Linked DNA regions of Mus musculus: region 1 is linked to region 2. A link is a loop called in an ENCODE intact Hi-C map of the cell type or tissue named here. Cell type or tissue: gastrocnemius. All regions are shown on one strand. Links, peaks and the distances in the headings refer to the core of each region. The heading gives the core; the rest is flanking DNA. Region 1 overlaps St3gal2 (ST3 beta-galactoside alpha-2,3-sialyltransferase 2). Region 2 has its middle 7.5 kb from the start of Fcsk.

Evidence for each region. A loop is a pair of places that touch in the nucleus more often than their neighbours do. Peaks named below come from ENCODE experiments on the same cell type or tissue, not always from the same donor. Only the 100,000 strongest peaks of a DNase experiment are listed, where the experiment ranks them.
Region 1: it touches region 2 in a loop (1.9-fold over the local background); 12 of 42 quality-filtered maps call a loop at or near these places.

What each region holds. Positions count from the first base shown.
Region 1 is chr8:110,956,317-110,959,215 of GRCm38, forward strand. St3gal2 (ST3 beta-galactoside alpha-2,3-sialyltransferase 2) reads left to right here. Exons shown (of 7, transcript NM_009179.3): 2 at 442-1,734. The coding sequence starts at 1,396. Among named protein-coding and RNA genes, the nearest start is that of Gm39251, 8.7 kb to the left of the region's middle. In gastrocnemius, for the core only: CTCF peaks have their summits at 1,384, 2,405 (motif pointing right) and 2,611; DNase peaks (open chromatin) are centred at 660, 1,390, 2,004 and 2,499; H3K27ac peaks cover 973 bases.
Region 2 is chr8:110,908,528-110,911,436 of GRCm38, forward strand. No RefSeq gene overlaps it. Among named protein-coding and RNA genes, the nearest start is that of Fcsk, 7.5 kb to the left of the region's middle. In gastrocnemius, for the core only: a CTCF peak has its summit at 1,498 (motif pointing right); no DNase peak of the experiment used is centred there.

The DNA of each region.
Region 1 (2,899 bases), core at 400-2,899, 48 kb after region 2:
CCTAGGCTAATTTCCCCTCAGTTTTGTCCGAAAGTAACTAACTACACATAGCTGGACAAGGCTTCCTAAATGGAGTGTGTTAGCCCTTGCCATCGGACCCAGGGGAAATTAACTTATTCCTTGTTTATTCTCAGGCTAATTAATGAAGGTGCAGTCCTCTGAGGCTGGGAGTTAGGCAAAATGATGCTATCCATGGACTGTTTGAGGAGAGAGCCTTTTCTTTTGTCTACGCTTTTGTTGATGGGCATCTCTTTTACTGCTGGCTCTGTCCTCAGACCATGGGTGGGGGCTGTGTGTGTGTGTGTGTGTGTGTGTGTGTGTGTGAGAGAGAGAGAGAGAGAGAGAGAGAGAGAGAGAGAGAGAGAGAGAATGCATGTGTACATATGTTATGTTCAGGTTCTATTGTCTAACAGCATATTCTTTCTCCTCTCTGAATTTCAGGGTCAGGCTGTGGCCGCCCGGTGCCTGACAGGTGAGGAAGAGCCTGCCAGGGGATCACTGCCAACAGGAGCCAAGGGCAGAACAGCCTCACCCTAGAAGCAGGGGTGGGCAGGGCAGTTGCCCTGCCAAGGCCAACAGTCCCAGGAAGGAGTCTGGAGTCCCAATGAGGACCACGTAAGCTCTCCTGATCCACATGGCTTAGAGTCTGGCACCTTGCTGAGCAGCAGCTGTTCCCAGCTCCAGACGACCCCACAGCACAGAGTAGGGGACCAGCCCCTCTGATGGGAGGCAGCAGGCCAGACGCTCCGCAGAAGGTCTTGGGTTTTTGTAGCCCTGACGCCCATGAAGATCACTGGTTTTCTTTCTGGCCTTGAGTCAGGCTCTTTTCCCCTGGCTAAGGAGTTGGACCAGGACGGCCTGCAAGTGCGAAGAGGACTCGTGCATGGAATGCAGGCCCCCTGAAGCCCGTGCACCCTCTGCTGTAATCAGGGTTCCAGGGATTCCCCACTGCAGGGGAGCAGGGGCTGCCTTAGCGTCTGCTCATGAGCCACAAGGACCCAGACTGCTCCAGACTGGACCTTTTCAAGCCACCAAAGAGGGGGGACCCCGGAGCTGGCAGCCAGCACTCACAAGGGACTAGAGGGCTGAGATGGACTGACCTCTGCCTTGACGGGGTGGCAGAAGACGCAGAATCTTTGTGGCCCAGCTAGTGACTGAGAGAGACCCGAGGAAGTTCTGAGCGAGAGGCTCTGGTGGCTCAGGGACGGTGGGAGGGGGGGGCTATTCCTGCTTTCCCCTTTTGTTGAGGGAAGGTGTGGCAAGAGTCCCCTGTCACGCTTCGTGCCCCTATGCCCTTTCTACGTGCTGCCAAAACAAGCAGGCTGCGCCGTGGCTGGCCCCGCAGCGGGCCGGGAAAGGATTGGCCACGGTGACAGCCACCCCGTGGCCAGCACGATGAAGTGCTCTCTTCGGGTGTGGTTCCTCTCTATGGCATTCCTGCTGGTGTTCATTATGTCCCTGCTCTTCACCTACTCGCACCACAGCATGGCTACCTTGCCCTACCTGGACTCGGGGGCTCTGGGCGGCACACACCGGGTGAAGCTGGTACCAGGCTATTCAGGACTACAGCGCCTCGGCAAGGAGGGGCTTTTGGGGAGAAATTGTGCCTGCAGTCGCTGCATGGGTGACGCCAGCACCTCTGAATGGTTTGACAGCCACTTTGACGGCAACATCTCACCCGTCTGGACCAGAGATAACATGAACCTCCCCCCGGATGTCCAGCGGTGGTGGATGGTAAGGACTGTGCCCCACCCCCACCCCCTGCTGATTTCCTTTTACTGCCTGCTTTTCAGAATTGGTCCTCTTTATTTTTGGAGCCGCTGTGATCAGTCCCCTTTTGGACTTAGGCTGTCCGTCTTATGACTCCCAGCACCCTGACAAAGCAGGAAGCCCACCTGAGCTGAGCCATATCCCTGGATCACAGACCGCTGCCAGGCAGGATGAGCTTTGACCTGGGAGGAGAGAGAACTACTATTTGTGGGGCTTGTAGGAGTCCTGTGTAGACACCCCGCCCCCAAAATGCTCTGGGCTCAGGGAGGCAGCACAAATGGTCAGAGTGGTCAGAGTGGGGACCTGGAGGCCATGCCATATAGATAGAGGCCTGCCGAGTAAGTGGCAAGAAGCCATTCCACAGCTGCAGCAAAGGCTGCCCAGCTGGCAAGTGACTTATACTTCTCTCCCAGCAGCATCTTATTTTTCCAAAATTCTTTTTTTTTTAATGATGTTAAAGATTTGCTTATTTATTTTATGTATAGGAGTACACTGTAGCTGTACAGATGGTTGTGAGCCTTCATGTGGTTGTTGGGAATTGAATTTAGGACCTCTACTGGCTCCATTCAACCCCACTCGCTCCGGTCCAAAGATTTATTTATTATTATAAATAAGTACACTGTAGCTGTCTTCAGCAGATGCACCAGAAGAGGGCGTCGGGTCTCATTACAGGTGGTTGTGAGCCACCATGTGGTTTCAGAGATTTGCACTCAGGACCTTCGGAAGAGCAGTCAGTGCTCTTACTTGCTGAGCCATCTTGCCAGCCCCAAAATTTTTATTATTATTTGGTGTGTGTGTGTGTGTGTGTGTGTACATGTATGATGTAGCAGGGGCTGTGCGGATGCCACAGCGCACATGTGGAGATTATAAGACAACTTTGTGGAGTTGGTAGTTTCTTCCTTTACCTGGGATCCAGGGACTGAACTTAGGTTGCCAGGCTTGTGTAGCGAGGACCATTTCTCCCCAACCTCCTGGCCTGCCATCCTCCAGCCTCTTACCAGACTCCGGGAGCCTGGATCTGTGAAGGTAGTATTTTCGTTTTTATTTTAGTATGTGAACGGATATTCTTTGTTGCATGTATTTCTGTGCCCTCAGAGGACAGAGAAGGACTTTGGATCCCCTGGAACTG
Region 2 (2,909 bases), core at 160-2,659:
TTTGGGGCTAGCTTGTGTTACACGAAATTCTGTCTCATTTGCTTGCTTGTTTGCTTGTTTGTTTGTTTGTTTAAGACAGGGTTTCTCCACTCGGGAGGCAGAGGCAGGCGGATTTCTGAGTTCAAGGCCAGCCTGGTCTACAAAGTGAGTTCCAGAACAGCCAGGGCTATACAGAGGAACCCTGTCTCGAAAAACAAAAACAAACAAACAAAAAAAAGACAGGGTTTCTCTGTGTAGCCTTGGCTGTCCTGGTACTCAATTCTGTAGATCAGGCTGGCCTCGAACTCAAGAGATTTGCCTGTCTCTGCCTCCCGAGTGCTGGATTAAAGGCATGTGCTGCCACTGCCCAGTGAGATCTTGTCTCAAAAAGGGTTGAGGGCTGGGGAGATGGCTCAGTTGGTAAAGTACTTGCCAGTCAGGTAGGAGGACCTAACTGGGATCTCGTGCATCCACAGAAAAGCTGGTCATAGTTACATATATCTGTAGTCCCAGTGCTGGGAGAGAGCAGAGACAGGAGCTCCTTGGAACTCATTGGCCAGCCGGGCTAACTAAATCAATGAGTTGCTTCTAAGTTTAACAGGAAACCCTATTTGGGAAACAAAAACAAAAACAAAAACAAAACAAAAAAACAGAAGCCTGTAATGCCAGCAATAGAGAGGCAGAGGGCAGAAAAATCATCACAAGTTCAAGGCTTGTTTGGTCTACAAAGTGAGTTCCAAACCAGCCTGGGATGCATTGTGAGACTCTGTCTCAAAAAAACCAAAACCAAAACCAAAACCAAAAACAGAACCATCACAATAACAAATAAATAAAATGAGGAATGAGATTGAGGAAGATACTGGCTATCGACTTCTTACCTCTGCATGTATACCTGGCTGCACATGTGCACACGTTCACTGCACGCATGCACAGAAGGAAAGAAGAGGTGGATAGAGTAGTTGACTTATCTGAATCTATACAAGGACCAGTCTCTAGTGACATAATTGAAAGGATAAGAAAAAGAATCAAAGCTAGGCTTGATGGCTCAAACCAGAAATCCTGAAGCTGGTGACTTACCCAGGACCAGCCTAGCTTACGAAGTATTTGGGCAATCAGGGAGCATAGCAGGATCCTGTCTTAAACTGGGCATGGCAGTGTGTATCTCTAATCCCAGAATTTGGAGGGTAAAGGAAGGACGACCAGTGGTTCAAGACTTGAAGGCCATAGCCGGGCGTGGTGGTACACGGCTTTAATCCCAGCACTTGGGAGGCAGAGGCAGGCGGATTTCTGAGTTCGAGGCCAGCCTGGTCTACAGAGTGAGTTCCAGGACAGTTAGGGCTACACAGAGAAACCCTGCCTCAAAAAACCAAAAAAATCCCAAAAAAACAAACAAACAGAAAAGAAGGCCAACCTCAAGTATATGACACCCTGAAGCTGGGCCAGAACCCAGCTTTCAGACAGTTTTTTTTTTAAAGCTTTATTTATTTATTATATGTAAGTACACTGTAGCTGTCTTCAGACACCCCAGAAGAGGGCATCAGACCTCACTCCAAAAGAGGGCATCAGATCTCATTCCAGGTGGTTGTGAGCCACCATGTGGTTGCTAGGATTTGAACTCAAGACCTTTGGAAGAGCAGTCAGTGCTCTTACCCACTGAGCCATCTCTCCAGTCCTCAGACAGGCTTTTGTTTTTGTTTTTGTTTTTGTTTTTGTTTTTTTTTAAAGAGGGAATTACCCTAGTTTATTTTTCTGTTGCTGTGATAGAACCCCTTGATCAAAAGCAATGAAACTCGCTCGGTAGACCAGGCTGGCCTTGAACTCAGAAAACTGCCTGCCTCTGCCTCCCAAGTCCTGGGATTAACATCATGCACTACCATGCCCAGATTTAGCCAGAGTTCTTACAACCAAGAGACCACCTGCCCAGGGGTGAGACTACCCTACAGTGAGCTAGACCCTCCTATAGTAATGACCAACCAAAATGCCCCACAAAGGGTCACAGACCAATCTGATGGAGGCAGTTTCTCAGTTGGAGGTTCTCCTCCTTCCGGATGACTAGTTTTTGTATAATTAACCAGTAAAGGGGTGTGTGTGTGTGTGTGTGTGTGTGTGTGCACATGCAAACGTGCAAGTGCACCTGTACTTATTCATGTTGAGGCCTGAGTGGACATCAGGTATCTTCTTCAATAGTTCTCCACTTCATTTATTGAGGCAGGGTCTCTCTGAGCCAGTGCTGGCTTATACTGGCTAATCTAGATATCCAGAAAGCCCAGCCCCTGGAATCCTTGTCTCTGGGGTCTGATCAGCCTTTATATGGGTTCTGATCCAAACCCTGGTCCTCATGTTTTCAGGGAAATTGGTCCCCAACATCTCAGCAAATAGGTTCCCCCCCTCTAAAGATTTATTTATTATTATACATAAGTACACTGTAGCTGTCTTCAGACACACCAGAAGAGGGCGTCAAATCTCATTACCACGTGGTTCCTGGGATTTGAACTCAGGACCTCTGGAAGAGTAGTCAGTGCTCTTACCCGCTGAGCCATCTCGCCAGCCCCTCAGCAAGTAGTTTTAAACCAACACATATTCGTACATATTTATTAGGGTTAGTAAAATGATTTGACACATGTATATATTATATAATGATCAAATCAGGATAGGGCCTACCAGTGTAAAGTTCGTGTGAAGTTGAGACTTAAGAGTTCTTTGGAAAGTCGTTTGGATGGCATTTTGCTGGGACAAACAGTAAAGGCACATTTAGCTGAACTGGACACAGGTGAAGGACCAAGGCAGACTCGTGAAGGAACATTTCACTAAAACAGACACATGAGAGAGGATGTTCTGCTAAAACAAGCATGTGAAAGGACACGTGATGAAGAATTATTTGCCAAGAACACACGTGTATTGGCCCACTTTATATTGCGTAGTTGAGCCTT